2 separate regions of the Homo sapiens genome follow, and region 1 is linked to region 2. The links are chromatin loops, found by intact Hi-C in ENCODE. Cell type or tissue: PC-9. All regions are shown on one strand. Links, peaks and the distances in the headings refer to the core of each region. The heading gives the core; the rest is flanking DNA. Region 1 has its middle 210 kb from the start of CDIN1. Region 2 has its middle 150 kb from the start of CDIN1.

Evidence for each region. Hi-C counts contacts between places; a loop is a spot of excess contacts. Peaks named below come from ENCODE experiments on the same cell type or tissue, not always from the same donor. Only the 100,000 strongest peaks of a DNase experiment are listed, where the experiment ranks them.
Region 1: a loop joins it to region 2, with 15 times the contacts of the local background. A loop is called at or near these places in 4 of 110 quality-filtered maps.

The regions. Positions count from the first base shown.
Region 1 is chr15:36,371,469-36,376,864 of GRCh38, forward strand. No RefSeq gene overlaps it. Among named protein-coding and RNA genes, the nearest start is that of CDIN1, 210 kb to the right of the region's middle. In PC-9, for the core only: no CTCF peak of the experiment used is centred there; DNase peaks (open chromatin) are centred at 253 and 2,283; H3K27ac peaks cover 4,074 bases.
Region 2 is chr15:36,425,855-36,431,250 of GRCh38, forward strand. No RefSeq gene overlaps it. Among named protein-coding and RNA genes, the nearest start is that of CDIN1, 150 kb to the right of the region's middle. RefSeq lists an enhancer at 1,993-3,192. In PC-9, for the core only: no CTCF peak of the experiment used is centred there; a DNase peak (open chromatin) is centred at 2,557; H3K27ac peaks cover 3,233 bases.

The DNA.
Region 1 (5,396 bases), core at 83-5,082, 54 kb before region 2:
TTAAGAAATTTTATTTCAAATGAAGTCCTTGAGATAAAGGAAAAGAATATTGTTTCATTTATTGTTAATTCAAACTTCCTAAAAGAGTCATAGGAATTAGATAAGAAATTTCATTTAGCTTTGGAGAAATGATGTACTTAATTTATAAGTAAAATCTGGGAAAATACATGAAGATGTCATCTTATTGGCTATTTTTACTCATATAACCTAATGAATCATCAACCAACCAAAAAGAATGTACATGCTATAGCCAGGAAGCAACACTTTGTAAACTTGATCATTGATTGGCACATACTGTAGTACTGATACCAATCCAGTTTCCAGATTTTTAAGAGAAACAAGGGATAACTGGCAGAAAAAAAAATCCTAAGATAAGCAAAAATCATTAAGTCTCAAATTGGCAGATAAACTTAGATTGCAAGTGGCATTTCTAATTGTTTTGCACAAACCTTATTTAGAAAGATTTTTAAAGTTTGCCTCTTTAAAAATATTTTTTCTGTAACATTTTAAATATTTACTGATAAAATGCTTACTTTATAAAAACGCAGAAACAATGTTTTTTTAATTTCTATTTGATCAGTTTTTTCTATGTCTATAATCATGTGATATGAACATCAGTCTCTTTGATATGACTGTTTAAAGATATAGAAATTCCTATATCTTTATAGTCTCTATCCTGGAATCACGTAACTCCAGTTTAAATCCAACTTTGTCATCCATGCCTCAGAATTTTTTTTTAATCACCAAGTATGTACCGAGCACTAATGAGTGCCAAGTACTGCTCTTGGTGACAAGGATAAAAAGTGAGCAAAACAAATATGGCTCACACCCTCTGCTTCATCTCTAAAATGAAAAATAGCCTTGAGAATAGCATCTTAATAAATGTTAGTCCCTATTCTAGTGTCTCTGCATCTGTTGTTAATGGAAAGTTGCAAGCTCATGCAGAATCAATACCAGATAGATAAGGTCCTTTAGGTGAGTGACAATATGCATGCGTTGTTTGGATTTTGGAAAATATTCATTGCCTCTAACAACAATTTTTTCTGTAGTCCTAGTAGTCCTAGTTACATAATAAGATATGAAAATAAGATATTACTGTATTTCCAGTTTTGAAAGAAAAGTTGAGTCTTTTTATTTTTTTATGGTGCTTGTTCTTTATGAGAAAGCTAGTTTATTATGGTAATTTTAGCCATTGCTTTAACCACAAAAAGATATATAAAACTTTTGTTCAAGAACACTCCTACATGATTTTAGCTCATATACCCATCATCTGAAAAAACTGAAATTCCTTTTCTACTAAACAACTCAATTATCATTTAGAAGCTTTGAGACATGCAATAAATTATTGGCTAGAGGAAAAATGTTTATTGTTTAGAAATGCTATGAAATACTAAATATCACCAAGGTATGAGTTCAAGCATACTGTGTATATTCCTTTAAGACACAATACTATGCTATATTTCATGAAAATAACTTGAAAAGTCTATAATATTTGCCTTTTAAACCATAACCCGAGAGGGGGAGAAATGAGAAATTAGATAGGGACTTACTTCTTTGATATTAGGCTATAGCTGATACCAAATTTGCAAAGGCAAGTAAAATCATGATGTTAATATTATAGAACTTAACCAAAAAACTAGAAAAATATAACTCCACATTGCATCCTATTGCCTATAAAATCCTCAGAAAGCAGAATATGATTGTCAGCATTATTGCTAGGAAAAATATAATAGTAATAGATAGTAGTCTCATTATTTCTTTTATTTACTACAAAAAAAGGATTGAGTGTGATACCTTTTTAACAGCACATTATCTCACCTTAGAATATGGCTGCATAAAAACTTATAAAATTGTGTGGGTTTTAAATTTCATTTAAGTTAGAATTTTTCCATGTGTTCGATTTTTTGAAATTTCTAACATTTGATATTTGTATGAGTGATCAATAGTTTGTTTTCCTTCTTTGTTGTTCTTTTTATGACTCTTCCTCAACTTCTATTATATACAGCTTGAAAAAAATTCTTAATATTTAATAAATGTTAGGGTCCTTAAGAATAAATTTAGTTTTAATGAAAAGAGAATTTTAACATCCTATTTAATTTGTACTATAACTTCTCATTACTCTCCCCACTCCCAAAGAAGGGCAAAAACGTTTTCACAAAAAAAAAAAAAAAAGCTATTTTAGTGACCTTTTGTCCCACCCTAAGAGGAAGAGATCTGACAGGTAGATATATGGAGAGTTTGTTATTGTAAATTCCAGATCTTGTGATTATCTCTGACTCAACTTCTGGGGTTTTATCTGGAATTCCTGTGAAGGGTCAACAAGTGTATTACTGCCTGTCTTCACCTTCTTGTGACCCTAATTTTAAGACGGCACCTTATAGGATTCAGAAAGTAGATTATAGTGCTGCATTTCCGCAGACTAATTTTAGAATGGGATGTGTCCAAAAATATATCATTAGCTCAAGCAACCAGAAATATACAACTTTTGATGTATTTATGTCTATCTACTTTAGTTTACATTTAATCGTGGAACTTAAAGGAAAAAACCTAGTAACTTTTTGACTTAATAATTCTCCAGAGTCAAATGTTCCATTGCACTATTTCTTTTTGGGTAAAACCTGTTTTTGTAGTATTGCTGTAGTTAAATAATCTCAAGTATGAATAAGTAGATGTAGATGTGTCTATAGTTATATAAATACACCTTAATAGATAAAAGCATAGCAGAGATTCATATTAAAATTTTGGGAAAATAAACAAATATGTATTCAGCAACACATTCTTACAATATAACTCATCCATGTATGTTAGAAAAATAAAAAGAGCAATTTCTGAATAAATTTTAAGTATAAATTTAATAAGATCAATGGCCCCTAACCTCTAATTATTGCTCCATAATCCTTAAACACTGGTTAAGAATAACAGGAGTATTATTGTCATAGGATGGTGGAAATTGGTTTGATAAAAAGAACACTTGTTAAATGGATAACAAATGTACAAGAAAAGAAATTTAAGAAGAATATTTAGAAAATATTCTGGAAGGAGGGACTACAGTGTAATGCTTACAGAAGGATGTGATTTCGATGTTCTATAACATGTTTCAGACAACTTACTAAATGTGTGGTCTTGCATTATTTAACCTCTGTCACCCCATTTTTTTCCATCAGTAAAAAGAGTATAAAATTGTGCCTATCTCATAGGTCTGATGTGAGAATTGAAAGTTAAATGCTTGACATAATAGCTGGCATAGCAGAGATTGTTGTGGTTGTTGTTGTTGTTGTGTTCTGAAAATATCCATTGTATATTTAACAAACACAATAATTGAATGATAACAAATGTAAAAATTAGATGATAGGAAAATATAATAATTGGATGATAAAACTTTCCAAATAATATAGATTATTGAAAATGTTACTATAGCCTAAAATATTGAGACCCAATTAATGTCAAATGCAGTGTGGCATAAAATTAAATTCTTATTATGAGAAAAGGAAAAAAAATTTCAATAAAGAACCCAGCCATGAATTTGGTTCATTGTCTGAAGCAGAATAATACATGGAAATTCATAAGCTGTGGGTGCAACCGTCTTTTGTGTCATACTTTATTCCTTTGACATTGTTGAAGACTTATGACAAACCGAAAGTGGAGAACATTTGAAAATTAAAAGCACACACACACACAAAAATGCCTCTAAGAGTAATGATTATGTGAGATAAAGAAATCTAACATATTTATATTTTTGCCAACAATTTCACCAACAATTTTCACTGTTCCTCTTAATTTCAGAAAAATTTCTGCCATGTTAAATATATTTTTGCAAACAAATAGAATCCTCATAGTCATTTAAAGACATAGAAGACTGAGACATAAAAATCTATGAGACAATTTCCAGTCATTATCACATCTGATGGAAGCTTTTCCTTTATATCAAGTGTTGATGGCAACTTTTGTCAAGCTTCAACTAAATATCCCATCATAATTCTAATTGTGCCTTCACACATACCTTTCCATTCATTTTGGTAAAAATGCTTGTTAATGCCCTTGTAGTTTAAAAAAGATCAATGTAATCAGTAGCTTTATGATTAAAAAGACTCATAAAGAGCTGACGTTTACATACATTTGACAGAGCAAGTTTGTCACTTGGTCAGTTCTGCTTGGTCTGAAATTATTATTTTTTTTTTACCTATTTTTGTGATCTCTCTTACATTGTTGCCTAAAACTATTTATTATCTTAACATTGATATTTTATATGTTTAATTCACCTTTCAAATATTTATCACCAGACCTTTTGCAGGTATCTTGATGAAGTAACCTAATTATCTACTTATCAGACAAAATCATGAGTAATCAGAAATATTTACATGAGATCTTTGATTCATTATGTACTGATATTAAATATACTGCCCTATCAACATAAAAGAGAATCTTGATTATCACTTAATTAAGGCATTTTTCTATGTCAACTAGGCCTCAACTAAGCTTAATATCTTCATTTTCTTTGTCTGTTCCTGTTTCATTGATTATTTCTTTTTTTCTTTTTTTTTTTTTTGATACGAAGTCTCGCTCTGTCGCCCAGGCGGGAGTGCAGTGGCGCAATCTCGGCTCACTGCAAGCTCCGCCTCCCGGGTTCACGCCATTCTCCTGCCTCAGCCTCCCGAGTAGCTGGGACTACAGGCGCCCACCACCACGCCCGGCTAATTTTTTTTTTGTATTTTTAGTAGAGACAGGGTTTCACCGTGTTAGCCAGGATGGTCTCGATCTCCTGACCTCGTGATCCGCCCGCCTCGGCCTCCCAAAGTGCTGGGATTACAAGCGTGAGCCACCGCGCCCGGCCTGATTATTTCTTTTAATGCACCTTAATGTTTAACAAGAACATTGTTAAAGGCCAGACATGGTGGCTCATGCTTGTAATCCCAGCACTTTGGGAAGCTGAGGCAGGAGGATCACTTGATCGCAGGAGTTCAAAACCAGCCTGGGCTACATAGTGAAACCTCATCTCTACTAAAACACTTTAAAATGAGCTGGGTGTGGTGGTCCCAACTACTCAGGAGGCTAAACTGGGAAGACCGCTTGAGCCCTGGAGGGTCAAGGCTGCAGTGAGCCATGACTGTGCTACTGCACTCCAGCCAGGGGGACAGAGAAAGGCTTTATCTCAAAAAAAAAAAAAAAAAAAAGAACATTGTACATAGATCTCAAAACATTGTATAGATTACAATTTATATATTTCTTTTTTATGTTAACCAAATTTTGTTATTACCTATTCATAAAGAAGAATATATGCAACATGCATGAAGAGTTTATAAAATAATAATAAAATGAATATCAGTGTTCTCACCACTCAACTTATGTAACTGGAACCTTATGAATATCTCTGAAACTTCCCATTTGTCATCCTTGCT
Region 2 (5,396 bases), core at 125-5,124:
ATATAATTCAACCTCTTCCTGCCTTTGTTCCCCAGATTATAAACTGCTTAAAACAGCTAGTTCCTCCCTAGCTATGATATGGTACGTAACTATGATACCTTGTTATGGTACAGGAAGCTATAAGAGCAATTCAGACAACAAAGAATAATATTTTGATAAAATAGAGCAGTAAATAAGTCAATTAATCTAAATAATTTCCTATTTGAATTAATTTTTAAAGGTAGGTTTTGAGAGATTCTAATTAAAGATTTCTATTCTGCTAGTCTTTTCCTATACTCAGTGTTTGTTATTAAAACCTTGCTAAGAAAGTGATGAGTATATACATTTCTCAATTACAAACCAGAATTACTGCATATTTCCATTTATTTATATTCCATATCTTGGCCACAGTTGGGTAGTGGGGTGGGAAAAATATATTAAGAGATGAAAAAGAATGGGGAGACATTTTGCAAGACATTAAAGGGATATCCAGGATAAAATTATTTCCTGATAAAGGAATATGTATAAATAAGTTGAAATGACATTGTTTCACAGAAGTAAAAATAAAACTTGATTTTCCTGAAAACAAATAAGGATATAAACGATACAGACTATTACATAATGTGTCTGTAACATGAGTATCTTATTACCCTATGTATTGCGTTAGTAAAAATGCATCAGAAACATAGAACAATCAGAAGCAGCTCTTGAATGGAGAAATGTCCTCTTTATCCCAGTTAAAATGAGAGCAGTCTTCAGGCATCATGTGACATTGTCCGAATATTTTGCATGACCATTTCTTAGGCTCTCCTTCTCTAATTGATTAGAGCAAATGTTTATAGGTAGCAGAGCTGTCTAAACCAGGTTCTTAACAGGAAAAGAGACACAAAATCCCTTTCTGATTGGAGACTCTGATTCCAGTGTATACGTAGTCTGTCTTATGTAGCTTGTCTATTTGAATGGTAGTGTCTTTCCTTAACTGCAACGAAACAAATAAGGTTCACGCACAGGTTTAATTTGGCATCAAGCTCCAACTTAGTCCCTTGTGCTTGTTTATTGCATGTCTGCAGCTGTTATTTTCCTGCTTCTTCCACAGTTAGACAATAGAGCCAGGCTGTCGTCAGCCTTGCTTTGCCTTTATTTTGTGCTCCCCATTTTTATTGATGAGCTTATACTTGTCCTGCTGATTAAGTAAAAATATGTTTTCTTTATAATTTTTTTAAAGACTATGTTCCCAAAAAAGTCTCTGAGTTTTCCTTTTAATCACTATTTTTCCCTTTAAAAATGCATGAATAAATTTAAACCCATTCAAATGCCAATATGCCTAATGTACATATTAAGTCAATACGATTTTACTTAACTTTTTCTACTTACATTTTTTTTACTATAGCTCAAGACTTACAACAAAATACTAAATGATGACTGATTCTCATAGTGTCTTGCTAGAAAAGTAGCAACTATTTCCTAAATATTGGCATGTCTAATTGCTCAAATTTTACAAGCTAAGAAGACTAGGAAGAAAAATCTTTCAAACATTTAGGTTAGCTCTCAGTGGAGTCTCTGGAGGTTAAGAGGTGAAGTCAAGTCGTACCATTCTTTCTTAATACTATCATTCTCAAATGATCAAATGTGATTTTTCACTCAACCAAAAATTTCTTTCTTCAAACTCCACTTCAACTGCTCACGTTTTTTAAATCTCATTTTCTTATGTATTTATTCTATTTATTCATTCATTTATTCCATAGTTATTCAATAGATATTTATTGAGCATTTATTGGGTACCAGATACATAGAACTTCAAAAGAAAAGATTCTGATCTCTGAGATCATTCAGAGCTAAGCACCAGGCTAACTGCCCTCCTCACGCCAGTCTGTGTGTCAGCCTTACATATCTCCTGGAATACATAATAGGAACAAGTAGATTTTTAGCACCTTGGGTTACCTGAGGGTGCAAAGAAATGAATCTCATAAAGCATGTGCCAGAGTGCCTGGGTTCAAATAATTGTTTTTCCACTTTTAGTGGTATGACCTCAGAAAACATGTTAACTCTGTGACTGTCTTTGTCTGTAAAATGAAAAAAACAATAGTAGTTACCTCGTAAGTTTTTATCAACGGAGTCAACATCTGTAAGGTACTAAGACCAGTGCCTGCTACAGAGCAACGCTGTATATATTTGTCAAATAAATGAAAACAATTAAATTATGCATGTTATGAAAATTAAATGAATTTTCACATATGTAAAATATTTAGATATGTGCTCAAGTGCTAAATAGAGGTTGCTGATAATTACTGTTACTGAATAGCCCCCTTCTGGGAAGCCCTGGCCTCTTCTGTAGAAGTTCTTACTCATATTCCACCGTTCAAGACGCTGCCTCCCAATCGTGATTGGCCCGACTGAAGAGAAAGCACTTCATCAAAAGCAGATGCTCCTCCATGAGTCACTGGACTAATCCAGTTGTCCCTCTCTGGAATTTCCATTGAGGATATAATGAGTAAGTCTGCCAGGCAATAGGAGCTAGAGTGAATATTCACACAGAGAAACCAGCAGGGACTGGGAAAGTAGCTGAGTCATATTCCCTGCAGAAAATGGGAAGGGACCCCTGGACCTCAGTTGATGACACCCACATTACTGAATCCTGAGTCATCTTCCTATCTCTGAACTGTGATCCAGTTATCTGGACACTCAAGCATACTGTGGTTTCTGCTTGTCCCATAAGACATAGTGCCCCTGCCTGCTCTTTTCAGTTTCCCTGAGTCATGGCCAAGTGGTTGAGCTTTCTCTCTTTCTTATATCCCTTATATGTTCATCATAGACCACTGTAATGTATGGATATTTCTTGCAGTTTAAAGAGCCTCCTCTGTATATCACAGGGAGATAATAGGTACAGAACAAGTTCAAAAGATGGCTCTCAATTTTGTCTTGACATCAGAATCCCCTGTACTGACTTTTCAAATGCAGGGCCTGGGCCCTACCACCCAGATGTGAATTCAATAGGCTGGAGCAAAGGCCAGGAATTACTAATGTACATCAAAGGCTGAAAACTATTGAAGGTAGTCAAAGAATGATGTCGGCCAGGCAAGGAGAAAAAGGAGAACAAAAGAGAAATGTTGTTCAGTGCTTAAGGATAAAACTATTCTGTGGTCTCCTCATTGATAATGTATGGATGGACACTTTTCTAGCATGTGAGATAATTTTTCTAGAAGATGTAGTACTCATTCAAAATCCTCAAGGACTCCCTGTTGGACCTAGAATAAAGCGCAAACTCTGTAACCCAGCATTCAGGCTCTCCATAAAGCACTTTGCTGCTCCACTGAAGAACTTCCTTCTATACCCTTACATCCCAGTCATACCTGCCTTTTGGTCATTCTCGAACATTCTGTATGTCATTATATTTCCATGCCTTTAATTCATGCTAGTCTCCCAAGCTAAATTGTCTTTCTCATTCTTTCTGTCCACCTGACACTAATAATTACAAGAGTAATAACAATTTACAGATCACAATATGCTTTTCTCAAACATTGTTACATCTCTTCCTCATAGCAGCAACTTTGAGTAACAGATATGCTCTTTATTTCAACTTTCTGATCCAGAAACTGAAGTTCACACAAATTAGGTGACATACCCAGTGCCTGATATATAGTAGAATGTTGATTTAAAAATTGGCCAGAAGTAGGAAAGTGAATCAAGTCTTTGAATATCAAAGTCCAAGCTTTCCTTTGCTTATTTTGCTTTGTTTTAATTAACATATATCCAAATTCCAAAGGCTGGAACTTTAATCTTTCAAAACTCAGATCCAAAGACATGCCAACATACAGACACATAAACATCCAGGGTGCTTTAACTATGTAATAAATATCTAGCAAAGTTATTAATTTGAGTCTGACAAGAATGAGACAGGAATCGTTGAGAACCAAATGCTCAGAAGAAGTAGATTCAATTCAACTGAATTTATCTCTACTTATCTTTATTGTCATTATGTCTCATCAAATTCATCTAGAACAAAATATTTCATGAAGGCTGTTGGATAGTCAGACATTCCTCTACCCTGCCTGCCTCATGAGGTTCAAATGAGATAAGGTATGGGAATTCACTTAGGAAAGTAGAAAATGTTGATAAATTTTTATCTTCCCCTCAGTTTATCGTGCTCTGCAAGAGAGTCATGGACACTGACAAGCATACTCCTAAGAAGATGCTCACCTCAAAATCTGGTTACTCTATTACTCAATACTGTATATGTTTTCCAAAGCTGTGTAGTCTCCTGATCCACTTTATGCCTACCATAATTAGAGCAAATAATATGAAAAGTGAATGGATCCAGGAATTGCAATTTTCCAGACTACCAATGAATAAATTCTATTCTCATCCTTCTGAAACACACTTCTGCCATGCTTCTGACAGAAGTCACACTTGTTTCTGTATTTTTTGTTCTTGACGGGTTTTTTGCCATTTGACTCATTGATGCTGTTCAACCTTTCTTTACTCATCTTATTTACATTATTTTGACCTGTATCCCTTGATGATTTTCACTACTTCCAAACCTGTCTGGCTTACAGGTGGTTCTCATTGCAACCCATTTAAGAATATCAACAGTGGTTTAGCAGCAGTGACTCCGTTCACCCAAACAGCTTGTGACAGTCCATGCACAGATTTTTATCTCTTTACATAAAATCCCATCAATGTTGCAGGCTGAGACACAGAACTTTAAAACCATATGTTTCTGATATTTCAGGGTTTTTTCCCCTTAGGCTTTGTGAATAGAAGAGAGATATCACATCCTCCTTGTTCTTTCACTGGCAAAAGGTTCATTCACACAACCTGAAGTCATTTGAGCATGAGTTTCCATGATGTCTTATTTTCAAGTATTGTTATCAATTCTGTCTAAATTTATAAAGATTGTAATACATGCTCACATACAAGGAACACTCGGTGAATCACTCTTGTCCAAGAACATTTAGTATTTTACATTTGTCCATTTTAATAACATTTCAGCTGCCACTGTTATAAAACATTTAAAACATTTAGAATATGGCCTCTCTGCAGTGTTTTCACTGGTGATAAACACCCAAGTCATTTTTTTAACCCAATGTGCTACGAATAGGGCATTTCAGTTGTATGAATCCCACTCAGATTTTCAGGGCTGCTTTACTCTAAATACTTTGTATTATGACTAACATGATCATATCAGCTGCCCTTTATTAGTTTCTGCATGTAACTTATTAGCTAAACTGTATTATGCACACACTGAGCACCAGGACCTCTGCTATGCATGTTCCACACATAATCTCATTTCGTAGTAGATGGATACTATTGTTAATCTTCAACAGATGGAGAAATTGAGGCCTAGAGAGATTTTGTAAATCTCCCAAGGAACTCATTTAGTAACCGTGGGGCTGGGATTTGAACTCAGGTGTGTCTTG